Regions from separate parts of the Homo sapiens genome. Here all the other regions are linked to region 3. A link is a contact called in ENCODE Hi-C or POLR2A ChIA-PET data. All regions are on one chromosome and are shown on one strand. The core of a region is the stretch at or near the end of the contact, and the rest is flanking DNA. Distances in the headings are between cores, read along the strand shown.

Region 1 (4,298 bases), core at 63-2,562, 410 kb before region 3:
TACAAAAATTAGCCTGGCATGGTGGCGTTCACCTCTAATCCCAGATAGTTGGGAGGCTGAGGCACAAGAATGGCTTGAACCTAGGAGGCAGATGTTGCAATGAGCCAAGACTGTGCCACTGCACTCCAGCCTGGGCAACAGGGTGACAGACTGTCTCAAAAAAAAAAAAAAAAAAGTTAAAAAAAGAAGGAACTTGTTTTCTTGCTTCCAACTTATTCATTTTTCCCACTAATACATGAGCATGGGCAAATAAATATGGACCAAAAGAAAGCAAATAAATACAGGAATACAAAGCAGGTGGATGAAAATTGGGTCTCTCTCCCTTCTATGACTTGACATGGCAGTATCCCAGCAGATCGTGGGTCAGAGCAAACATCTCCCATGTAGGATGTGTGTCGCAGACCTGCAAAATTAATAGCAGCTATACTTCTATAAAAAGTTTAAAAAGTAAGTCTAGACTATAGAAATATGACCAGTTCTATATGTCTTGAACAGCATGCATACTCTTAGATAAGTAAAGCATATTTAGTCTTCTCTAGTAAGACTAAAGCGCGGTGGCTCACACCTGTAATCCCAGCAGTTTGGGAGGCCGAGGTGGGTGAATCACCTGAGGTCAGGAGTTCGAGACTGGCCTGGCCAACATGGTGAAACCCCGTCTCTACTAAAAATACAAAAATTAGCTGGGCATGGTGGTGCCTGCCTGTAATCTCTGCTACTCTGGAGGCTGAGGTGGGAGAATCACTTGAATCCAAGAGGTGGAGGTTACAGTGAGCTGAGATTGCACCACTGCACTCCAGCCTGGGTGACAGAGTGAGACTCTGTCTCAAAAAAAAAAAAAAACAAAACAAAACGAAAAAAAGAAACAAAAAAAAACAACAAAAAAACCTCATACAGACCAATTTTTATACTCACAGATAACCGTTTTGATTTAAAAATTTTTATTTATTTATTTATTTTGTAAAAAAGCAGAACTTATATTGGAATTATACATAAAGACTCTGGGCTCATAGTCTCGAGATGAAAAGCCAAAAGCTAGAATCTCAGCATGAAAGAACAGAGAAACAGGAAAAATGGTTTTTCTGCCTGGGATTCATTTCTAGGCACTCTTATAGTTTAAAAACAAAACAACTTTTTCCAGTTATAAACTTTCATCTATTTTTCAATTTTCATTTTGATGATACCCTTCCAGGTCTAGGATTGAATGCTTAAGAGGTTTGCAAGACACTGTTCTTAGTGAAATATTTTTCAGTGTTTTGAGAGGCTTCTTTGGCCAGGAGCCCAGGATCAAGATATTAATATATTCAGAATCATACAATGTCATGTTGTAAGTATGTAAGCAATGTACTTATGAGGTCCAAAAGAGGGCAAAAATGTCCAATATACTTAGAGTAAATCCTGCTTTCTAAGTCAGCTGTATCCCAGACAGCCTCCCCCTATTCTGCTAACCCCAAGTGACCTCCCGATTTGATCAGAAGGAGAGATGAAGCATGACGTACCGTTCTTCCCTCCCCACAAAAAATGCATACTCTCCCTCGTCCTACAGGAGCTAACCCCTTTCTTGCTTCATTAACCTCTGAAACTACAGTACCTTCAGGGGCTGCCCCCTTAAGCGTTCAGCGCGTCCTTCCTGAGGACACGTATGTTCCTGCTCTAGCTGAAGGAAGCGTAACCGCTCCAAGCGCTGCAGTATTTTGGTAAGAATAATTCCTAAGGCCTTAATTTATTAACCCTGCAGAATTATTTCCTCAGCTAATGATAAAACAGCTCCTATAATTCCTTCCATAGTGGCACAGTTCTTCCTGAACTAACCCTCAAGTTTTCATAGCATGTGTCAGAGAAATTAATTTGCCTAATTCAAGGCCAGGGTTGGCTTCAAAGGACATCAGTTTCTCTCTCCCCAATACAGATGGGTTAGAAGTCAATATAAGATATAATTAGGGTATCTCATGAAATTTTGCCTTATTCACTGATCTGAATCCCTAGGACTGATCTGAAAGGTAAAAGTTGTAGATCTGTGTATGAAATAGAGATATCTAAACTCTTCTTCCTGTCCTCCTAATAATCACGGTGTAATTACTCCCATTTTCAGGTTTAGCACATACTATGTAAAGAAACTCTACAAACATGGGAGGGGCCAAGTGGGAAAGGAGCACCCTTTCAGCCAAACGATAAAAGCTTTCTCCTGCTCCCTGCTTGCCAACACATGTTCACAGCAATTAGAGTTTTCCTCAAGCTACATTTACTTTTCTTGAGAGAAACAGCAGCAGCAGGCATGGTAGCTGGGATTTCTGGCTCCTCTAAAAACAATACTGAAGTAGTATAGATGGGGCATGCATGTGTGAGAGAGTGGGACTGTTCTTGAGAGTGGTGGGTTATAGATATTTGGGGAGCTCCAAGTGGTAAAAAATGAAGAACTTTCAGGTCAACAAATAAATACAATTACAGGCCAAGAGAGCTCATCTTTATTGGCTCTTTAAACACTGGGAACAGGCTGGGCACAGTGGCTCAGGCCTGTAATCCCAGCACTTTGGGAGGCTTAGGCAGGAGGATCACATGAGGTTAGGAGTTCGAGCCCAGCCTGGCTAACATGGTGAAACCCTGTCTCTACTAAAAATACAAAAATGAGCTGGGCGTGATGGCATGCACCTGTAATCCCAGCTACCTGGGGGGCTGAGGCACGATAATTGCTTGAACCTGGGAGGCGAAGGCTGCATTCAACCAAGGTTGTGTCACTGCACTCCAGCCTGGGTGAGAGAGCAAGGCTCCATCTCAAAAACAAAAACAAAAAACCCCAACAACCAAAAAACAAAACACTGGGAACAGGAGAAGTTAAAAAGACTTGATGTGCCTCTCTCAGAAATCTAAACTTCCTTTTATTAGGTCTCTTGGTATACACCTATCATACTAAGAGAACAAAACCAACCACACAACCATGAAAGACTGAAGCCTGCCTTCTATGGAAGCTCTTGGCTTTAAATGCTTCCTAGAAAAAGTGCATTTCCCTGCACTAACTTAAGCTTCTGAGACCAAGAATACTTTGGAAGAACAGGATATGTACAAAATCCAAATACTTTCTGGATAGCCAGTATAAACCAAACAAAGTTGATAGTGACAAGGGAATTAAACTCATATAGCACAGGAGCAGCAGACAGAAATCTAGGCAGGCAGGAGTCAACAGGATTCATCATCTTTCTAGGGGTCCCCTGTCAGATTCTGTCTTTTGATAAACTGAATAAAGAACGCAAGCTGATAAAAAATAATGGTAGAAAAATATTAACAAGGGAGACAGAAAAGGCTCCTTCTTCTTTTAATAGAACTGTGAAAACAGGCTGGGCACGGTGGCTCACATCTGTGATCCCAGCACTTTGGGAGGCCAAGACAGGTAGATAGCTTGAACTCAGGAGTTGGAGAATAGCCTGGGCGACATGACAAAACCTCGTCTTTACAAAAAATTTAAAAAGTAGCCAGGAGCGGTGGTGCGCACCTGTAGTCCCAGCTACTTGGGAGGCTGAGGTGGGAGGATCACTTGAGCCCAGGAGGTTGAGGTTGCAGTGAGCTGAAATAATGCCACTGCACTCCAGGCTGGGTAACAGAGTGAAACCCTGTCTCAAAAGCATTAAAAAAAACAAAAACAAAAAAAACCAACAAACCTGTAAAAACAGTACACTTGCTAAGATGAGTGGAGAAACAAGAGAAAAACATAAAAGGGTAAGAAATGTCAACCTCTTAGAGCTTCCTGGCTAACGGAAAGTTGCCTCTTGGAGCAAAAAGAAATGAACTGGGAAGACAGAAATTCATTCTTGGCTCTAACCACAGAACCTGGCCACAGTTCGATTATTTCCCTTCTTGGTAGATCTTTTCTCTGGCTCTGATCAACATGGATAAAAAAGAGGATGGAAGATGTAGGCAAAGTAAATAACCCCAGTGTGCCAATTAAAGCCTTTCCAGCAATGCTTGTCAGCAATGGCAAGAGGGCTCTATTTTGATAAACAGGGTATTAGGAAGGATGCAGACAACTGCTAAAGTTGAAACCACAATAGAAACTAAGCCCAATCTGCAAACAACAGTGGACAAATGGTGAATAGCAAAGAAGATACAACAGTCACTTTTCAGATGGAACAGACATGTGAATGACAGTCCAAGTGAGGCTGCTTTGGAAAGCAAGAAAACACAACACTGAGAAGGTTCTTGATGCTGGAGTGTTATGTTTCCTTTTGTTATCTGGAGACTGTACTGAGGTGATATGACCGGATCAAATCTCCCCCAATCCTTACCAATCTGACGCCCTCTCATGAAAA
Region 2 (3,736 bases), core at 686-3,185, 270 kb after region 3:
CCCTATCTCTACTAAAAATACAAAAATTAGCCGGGCGTGTTGGTGCATGCCTATAATCACAGCTGTTCGGGAGGCCAAGGCAGGAGAATTGTTTGAACCTTGGAGGTGGAGGTTGCCACTGTACTCCAGCCTGGGTGACAGAGCAAGACCCCATCTCAGGGAAAAAAAAAGTGACTGATCAGAAGAAAATATTTTAGTTGTGTAAATGCTGTTTTCTTATTTTTGAAATTTTAAATTTTTTGTTTATTTATTTTAGAGGAGGCATCCTGCTCTGTTGCCCAGGCTTTTTTTCTTTTTTTTTTTTGAGACGGAGTCTTGCTCAGTTGCCCAGGCTGGAGTGCAGTGGCACGATCTCGGCTCACTGCAAGCTCCGCCTCCCAGGTTCACACCATTCTCCTGCCTCAGCCTCCCGAGTAGCTGGGACTACAGGCGCCCGCCACCACGCCCAGCTGATTTTTTGTATTTTTAGCACCGTGTTAGCCAGGATGGTCTTGATCTCCTGACCTCGTGATCCACCTGCCTCGGCCTCCCAAAGCACTGGGATTACAGGCGTGAGCCACTGCGCCCGGCTCCAGGGTTTAATTCAGTGGTGCAATTGTAGCTCACTGCAGCCTCGAACTCCTGGGCACAAGCAGTCCTGGCACCTCAGTCTTCTGAATAGCTGGTACTACAGGCGTGTGCCACCATGCCTGGCTATAAATGCTGTTTTCAGTCATAGGCTTTGAACTATTTAAAAAAAAATGCCCACAATCCTTTGTTACATGTTATTTGTTAGTGAATATATATAGTGGTGTGTATAGTTTTTCTCAAAGCAGTTTTCATCCTGCTTTCCTGTGCTGCTAACGTGTTGACTTGTATGGATATTTTGAGGTGGGGGGAAATGAGAGGTGCAGTTTTAGAATTTCTGAGTCTGAGAATTTTAATTCGTCATTACTTTATGTGGAATCTTTTTTTTTTTTTTCTTTTTTGACACAGGGTCTTGCTCTGTCGCCAGGCTGGAGGCAGTGGCACAATCTCGGCTCTCTGCAACCTCCGCCTCCCGGGTTCAAGCGATTATTCTGCCTCAGCCTCTTGAGTAGCTGGGACTACTGGCATGTGCTACCACGCTGAGCTAATTTTTGTATTTTTAGTAGAGATGGGGTTTCACCATGTTGGCCAGAATGGTCTCAATCTCTTGACCTTGTGATCCGCCTGCCTCAGCCTCCCAAAGTAGTGGGATTACAGGCGTGAGCCATCGCTCCTGCCCAATTTTTTATTTCTACCATATTCTCAAGATACATTGGTACAGTTCTTAGGCTTTCAATGGATGATTGGGAGGAGGGGGAAACTAGATGTTTATGTTGTTTTTGGATGAATTATACACAATATATCTGGGTCATACGTATTTGCCTTTAACTCCCTATCTTTTATTTTGGAAGAATTAGTGGTGAATTCTTTATATTGAAAGTGAGTTTTTCAATTTTAAAGTTGGAAAATCATCTGGCAACATCATGACTATACTAAAAACCAATGAATTGTATACTCTAAAATTGCTGCAATATTATGTTTTATGTTATGTGAATTTAATCTCAAAACATACAGGAAAATATCAGCTGGCAGTTTAATGGCCCTTTCCGGTTTGTGTTGCAATTCTTAGTTGTGATGGATGTGTGTTCGCTTTACAGGGTTGTTAATCACCGTGTGGATTTTTAGAGTTTTTGAGTGTTTTTGAGGAATGGCTCAGGAAATCTGATGTGTTACTTGGATTCCTAACATCTTTTTTTTTTTTTCTCTTCAAGTCTTGTTAATGGATCATTTTGTACTTTTAAAATCCCTTTCTCCTCTCTCTCTCCAGTCTTATTGCCAGCAGTTTTGAAGATGACTCCCGTGTAGCCTCACCGTTAGACCAGAACGGAAGCTTCAATGTTGTTATTAAAGAGGAACCTCTAGATGATTATGACTACGAACTTGGTGAGTGCCCAGAAGGGGTCACTGTGAAACAGGAAGAGACAGATGAAGAGACGGATGTATACTCAAACAGTGATGATGATCCTATACTAGAGAAACAGCTAAAGAGGCACAATAAAGTTGACAACCCAGAAGCTGACCATCTATCTTCTAAATGGCTTCCAAGCAGCCCATCAGGTGTTGCTAAAGCTAAAATGTTCAAATTAGACACTGGAAAGATGCCAGTAGTCTATCTGGAGCCCTGTGCTGTCACCAGAAGCACAGTTAAGATTTCTGAACTCCCCGATAACATGCTTTCCACATCTCGAAAGGATAAATCTTCTATGTTGGCAGAATTGGAATATTTGCCTACATACATTGAAAATTCCAATGAGACTGCCTTCTGCTTAGGCAAGGAATCAGAAAATGGTCTTAGAAAACATTCACCAGATCTCAGAGTGGTACAAAAATATCCCTTACTGAAAGAGCCTCAGTGGAAATATCCTGATATATCTGACAGCATTAGCACAGAAAGAATACTCGACGATTCAAAGGATTCAGTTGGAGACTCACTTTCAGGAAAAGAGGACTTGGGCAGAAAGAGAACAACTATGCTTAAGATTGCAACAGCCGCAAAGGTAGTGAATGCTAATCAGAATGCCTCTCCAAATGTCCCTGGAAAAAGAGGAAGGCCACGAAAATTGAAACTCTGTAAGGCAGGACGACCACCTAAGAACACAGGAAAGTCTTTAATTTCTACAAAGAATACACCTGTAAGCCCTGGGAGTACCTTTCCAGATGTGAAGCCTGATCTGGAAGATGTGGATGGTGTTCTCTTTGTTTCCTTTGAATCAAAGGTAAGATTGTAATTTTCAGGATTCTTTAAGGCTAATTAGTCATACTTGAATTGTATACTGGCTTGTAAGTAACTCGATTTACAATCTAGTTTTGTGATATCTATTTGTGAGGGTGTATGGGGGGTGGAGTTGGGAGGGAAGTGTCTCCAAAATGTTTGGTTTAGTTAATAGGAATAACTTAAGATACTTCATTTGAATAGACTTAAAAAAGTATGTCTTGCTTAGATTTCAGTTTACGATTTTTGCATAGCTGTGTTTAAAAAAAGTCTTCGGGTCTTACTGGAATTTTCATCATTATGGATTTTGGAAAGGACTAAAAATACATGAAATATTTACTAACTCTTTGGTGACGCTCCATTTCTTTTACCTCCTGGTTTTCTTTTATTTTTCTTTTCTTTTTTTTTTTTTTTTGAGACAGAGTCTTGCTCTGTTGCCCAGGCTGGAGTTCAGTGGCACGATCTCAGCTCACTGCAATCTCCGTCTCCCGAGTTCAAGCCATTCTCGTGCCCCAGCCTCACGAGTAGCTGGGATTACAGGCGTGTGCCACCACACCCAGCTAATTTTTGTAATTTTGGTAGAGACGGGGTTTTGCAATGTTGGCCAGCTAATTTCTAACTTCTGGCCTCCAGCAGTCTGCCTGCTTCAGCCTCCCAAAGTGCTGGGATTACATGCATGAGCCACCGCTCCTGGCCCTGGTTTTCAGTAGTAGTAGTAGAGTACCATTGGAGAACCAAATATTAACAGTCATCTTAACTCTCCTGTCTTACACATTGAAGTCTCTGTTTATTCCACTCTGACTCTTCAACCAGATTATTTTTCTTGGAAATTTTTATAGAAGCCCAGTCTTTTTTTATTTATTTTTTGAGATGGAGTCTCGGTCTGTGGCTCATGCTGGAGTGCAGTAGCGCAATCTTGGCTCACTGCAAACTCCGCCTCCTGTGTTCTTGCCATTC
Region 3 (4,198 bases), core at 359-2,858:
TGCTGGCTAGGCTGGTCTTGATCTCCTGACCTCAGGTGATCTGCCTGGCTTGGCCTCCCAAAGTGCTGGGATTACAGGCATGAGCCACCATGCCTGGCCGCCTTCTTTTTTTTTTAATTTTATTTTTAGAGCTGGGGTCTCACTGTGTCACCCAAGCTACATGGTGGGACATTTTCTAACTTGGTTACATTGAGATTACTTGAAGAGATAAAGGACACTGTCACTTTGGGGGTTCTTGTTCCAACCCCTCTACTGCAATACTGATATCCCTTTTTTTTTTTTTTTTTTTTTTTTTTTTGAGATGGAGTCTCGCTTTGTTGCCCAGGCTGGAGTGCAATGACGTGATCTCAGCTCACTGCAAGCTCTGCCTCCTGGGTTCACACCATTCTCCCGCCTCAGCCTCCCGAGTAGCTGGGACTACAGGTGCCCGCCACTACACCCGGCTAATTTTTTTGTATTTTTAGTAGAGACGGGGTTTCACTGTGTTAGCCAGGATGGTCTCGATCTCCTGACCTTGTGATCCGCCCACCTCAGCCTCCCAAAGTGCTGGGATTACAAGTGTGAGCTACCGTGTCCGGCCCCCTACTCCTTTTTTTTTTTTTGAAGACAGGGTCTCACTCTGTTACCCAAGCTGAAGTGCAGTGACGTGGTCATGGATCACTCTAGCTTTGACCTCCTGGCTTCAAGTGATCCTCCCTCCTCTGCCTCTGGAGTAGCTGGGATCACAGGTGTGTGCCACCATGCCCAGCTAATTTATTTATTTATTTTGAGACAGAGTCTTGCTCTGTTGCCCAGGCTGGAGTGCAGTGGTGTGATCTCAGCTCACTGCAACCTCTCTGCCTCCTGGGCCCAACCAGTTCTCCCACAGCCTCCTGTGTAGCTGGGATTACAAGCATATGCCACCACATCTGCCTACTTTTTGTATTTTTAGTAGAGACGGGGTTTCGTCATGTTGGCCAGGCTGGTCTCAAACTCCTGACCTCAAGTAATCTGCCCATCTTGGCCTCCCAAAGTGCTGGGATTACAGGCGTGAGCCACCACTCCTGGCCACAGCGAATTGATTTTTAATTTTTTGTAGAGACAGGGTCTCCCTGTGTTGCCCATGCTGGTCTCAAATTCCTGGGCTCAAGGGATCCTTCCTCCTACCTTGGCCTCCCAAAGTACTGGGATTACAGGCCACCTGTAAGCCACCTGTGAGCCACCACGCCCAGCCAATATTCACTGTTTAAATCAACCAACAGTTTTGCTATGAAAGGGACACTAGGAAGTAACTTCTCGGATTTAAAGCTCTGCGAATTACTCTTTTTTCCTCGTCATCTCGTAGATCCTTCCACTTCTCTCTGTCCCTGTGGCTACTTGTTTAATGCGACTGCTGTGGGTTCCTTCTGAGTCCTCTCTGTACTTCCACCCTGGCCCCTCTAGTCTGTTCATCTACCAGTTGTAGTGCTCTTTTTTTTTTTTTCTCTCTCTCTCTCTTTCCAGGAGTGCTCTTTTAAAACCCTTGCTGGATTGGGTTACTCCCCTGCTTCAAACCATTTGATGGCTTCCCACTGCCTAACTTCCATGCTCCTCACCCTGTTTTATAAAGCTCAGAAAGATATGTTTTCTTCTTACCACTAACCCACCGCATTCAATTCTCCTGCTTGCCTGCTAAACTTTAGTCACAGTTTCTCTTTCAGTTCTTTGACTAAGCCAAGCTGTTATCAGCTTCAGGGCCTTAGCTGTTCCATCTGAAGGCCTCTGTCCAGAAAACTGTACCATCTTTTCCTCTCGTGAAGTTTCTAGTCTCAGCCTCAGTGCCTCAGAGAAGCCTCTCTAACCACCCTACTGCAGATAGCCCCTGCACTCATTTGATTCACTTCCTTCTTAACACTTACCATTAGATGGAATTCATTGTTTCTTTACTTGTTCATTGTTTGTCTCCCATACTTGATTTTAAATTCCATGAGGTCAAGGACCATGTATCTTTTCCTTATTTTTTCTTTGTTTTTAATTTAATTTAATTTATTTTATTTTTTCTTTTCTTTTTTTTTTTTTTGAGACAGAGTCTTGCTCTATTGCCCAGGCTGGAATGCAGTGGCACGATATCAGCTCACTGCCATCCCTACCTCCTGGGTTCACGCAGTTCTCCTGCCTCAGCTTCGTGAGTAGCTGGGATTACAGGTGCATGCCACCATGTCTGGCTAATTTTTTTTTTTTTTTTTTTTTTGAGACAGAGTCTCGCTGCCCCCTAGGCTGGAGTGCAGTGGCGCGATCTCGGCTCACTGCAACCTCTGGTTCACTACAACCTCCACCTCCCGGGTTCAAGCGATTCTCCAGCCTCAGCCTCCCAAATAGCTGGGACTACAGGCGCGTGGCACCACACCCAACTAATCTTTTGTATTTTTAGTAGAGACAGGGTGGGAAGACTTTTTTGTTGCATATTGGTCTATTCAGCTATTATGAGCCCTCAATAAGAATGTAAAGGACTGGCTGGGCATCGTGGCTCACACCTGTAATCCTAGCACTTTGGGAGGGTGAGGCAGGTAGATTGCCTGAGCTCAGAGGTTCAAGACCAGCCTGGGCAACATGATGAAACCCTGTCTCTACTAATAATACAAAATATTAGCTGGGCGTGGTGGTGCATGCCTGTAGTCCCAGCTACTTGGAAGGCTGAGGTGGGAGAATCGCTTGAACCTGGGAGGCAAAGGCTGCAGTGAGCCAAGATCATACCACTGCACTCTTGTCTAGGCGACAGACCAAGATTTCATCTCCAAAAACAAACAAAAAGAATATAAAGGACTGAGCTAAAAAGTAATCTTGCTGTGAGTTTTCCCAGTAACTTCCTATACAATCCTCAAGTTGTGGGAAGTGCATCTTGTATCTTTCACACTGTTAAGAGAGTCTTTGCTGTCTCCATACTATTGTGGGTTTTCTTTTCTTTTTTTTGTATTGAGACAGAGTCTTGCACTGTCGCCCGGGCTGGAGTGCAGTGGTGTGATCTCGGCTCACTGCAACCTCCACCTCCTAGGTTCAAGCGATTCTCCTTGCCTCAGACTCCCAAGTAGCTGGGATTACAGGCGCCTGCCACCATGCCCAGCTAATTTTTTTGTATTTTTAGTAGAGACGGGGTTTCATCATGTTGGCCAGGCTGGTCTTGAACTCCTGACCTCGTGATCTGCCCACCTTGGCCTCCCAAAGTGCTGGGATTACAGTCGTGAGCCACTGCGTCCAGCGGGTTTTTCTTTTTTCTTTTTTTTTTTTTGAGAAGGAGTTTTGCTCTTGTTGCCCAGGCTAGAGTGCAGTGGTGCAATCTCGGCTCACTGCAACCTCTGCCTTCTGGTTTCAAGCAATTCTTCTGCCTCAGCCTCCCAAGTAGCTGGGATTACAGGCGCCTGCCACCACGCCCAGCTACTTTTTTTGTATTTTTAGTGGAGACAGGGTTTCACCATGTTGGTCAGACTGGTCTCGAACTGCTGACCTCGTGATCCACCTGCCTCGGCCTCCCAAAGTGCTGGGATTACAGGCGTGAACCACCGCGCCCGACTGGGTTTTTCTTTTTAAGGCAGTGTCTTGCTCTATTTCCCAGGCTGGAGTGAAGTGGTTCACTGCACTCTCAACCACCCAGACTCAAAACAATTCTGCCTCAGCCTCTTGAGTAGCTGAGACTATAGGCATGTGCCACCACACCTGGCTGAGTTTTTGGATTTTTTGTACAGACGGGGTTTCACCACATTGCCCAGACTGGTCTCGAATTCCTGGGCTCAAACGATCAGCCCTCGTCGGCTTCCCAAAGTGCTAGGACTACAGTTGTGAGCCAGTGTCCCTGGCTCATACTTTTTTTTTTTTTTTGAGACGCAGTCTCCCTCTGTTGCTCAGGCCAGAGTGCAGTGGCACGATCTTGGCCCACTGCAACCTTCACCTGCCAGGTTGAAGTGATTCTCCTGCCTCAGCCTCCCGAGTAGCTAGACTACAGGTGCACGCCCCCATGCCTGGCTAATTTTTTGTATTTTTAGTAGAGACGTGGTTTCACCATGCTGGCCAGGATGGTGTTGAACTCCTGACCTTGTGATCCGCCCACCTCGGCCTTCCAAAATGCTGGGATTACAGGCATGAGCCACTGTGCCTGGCCATACTATTGTTAATATGGTATTTAATGTAGTAGAAGAGGGATTGTACTTATCAGATGCAGTTGTTTGTTGATGAAGGAGAGCTGTTT

The links. A loop is a pair of places that touch in the nucleus more often than their neighbours do. ChIA-PET counts read pairs that join two places held with the same protein, here RNA polymerase II (POLR2A). Pooled maps may share reads with other maps.
Region 1: POLR2A ChIA-PET joins it to region 3 with 16 read pairs in activated T-cell. The contact joins two enhancer-like sites. POLR2A ChIA-PET finds 5 or more read pairs at or near these places in 4 of 52 experiments (GM10248, GM12878, H1 and 1 more).
Region 2: a loop to region 3 is called in a pooled map, with 2.1 times the contacts of the local background. The contact joins two enhancer-like sites. A Hi-C loop is called at or near these places in 2 of 50 pooled maps. POLR2A ChIA-PET finds 5 or more read pairs at or near these places in 3 of 52 experiments (CD8-positive, alpha-beta T cell, Panc1 and activated CD4-positive, alpha-beta T cell).

Annotation. Positions count from the first base shown.
Region 1 is chr15:41,022,944-41,027,241 of GRCh38, forward strand. All of the region lies in intron 25 of INO80 (INO80 complex ATPase subunit), which reads right to left. INO80-AS1 (INO80 antisense RNA 1) reads left to right here. Exons shown (of 5, transcript NR_170322.1): 4 at 1,544-1,694. Among named protein-coding and RNA genes, the nearest start is that of INO80-AS1, 8.3 kb to the left of the region's middle. Within about 2 kb of position 1,313, at least 2 of the 41 ENCODE cell types and tissues checked have a DNase peak (open chromatin) inside an H3K27ac peak, as active enhancers do.
Region 2 is chr15:41,694,241-41,697,976 of GRCh38, forward strand. MGA (MAX dimerization protein MGA) reads left to right here. Exons shown (of 24, transcript NM_001400225.1): 3 at 1,835-2,783. Among named protein-coding and RNA genes, the nearest start is that of MIR626, 4.5 kb to the left of the region's middle. Within about 2 kb of position 1,936, at least 7 of the 41 ENCODE cell types and tissues checked have a DNase peak (open chromatin) inside an H3K27ac peak, as active enhancers do.
Region 3 is chr15:41,427,988-41,432,185 of GRCh38, forward strand. All of the region lies in intron 1 of RTF1 (RTF1 homolog, Paf1/RNA polymerase II complex component), which reads left to right. Among named protein-coding and RNA genes, the nearest start is that of RTF1, 13 kb to the left of the region's middle. RefSeq lists enhancers at 1,587-1,806, 3,788-4,198. Within about 2 kb of position 1,609, at least 3 of the 41 ENCODE cell types and tissues checked have a DNase peak (open chromatin) inside an H3K27ac peak, as active enhancers do.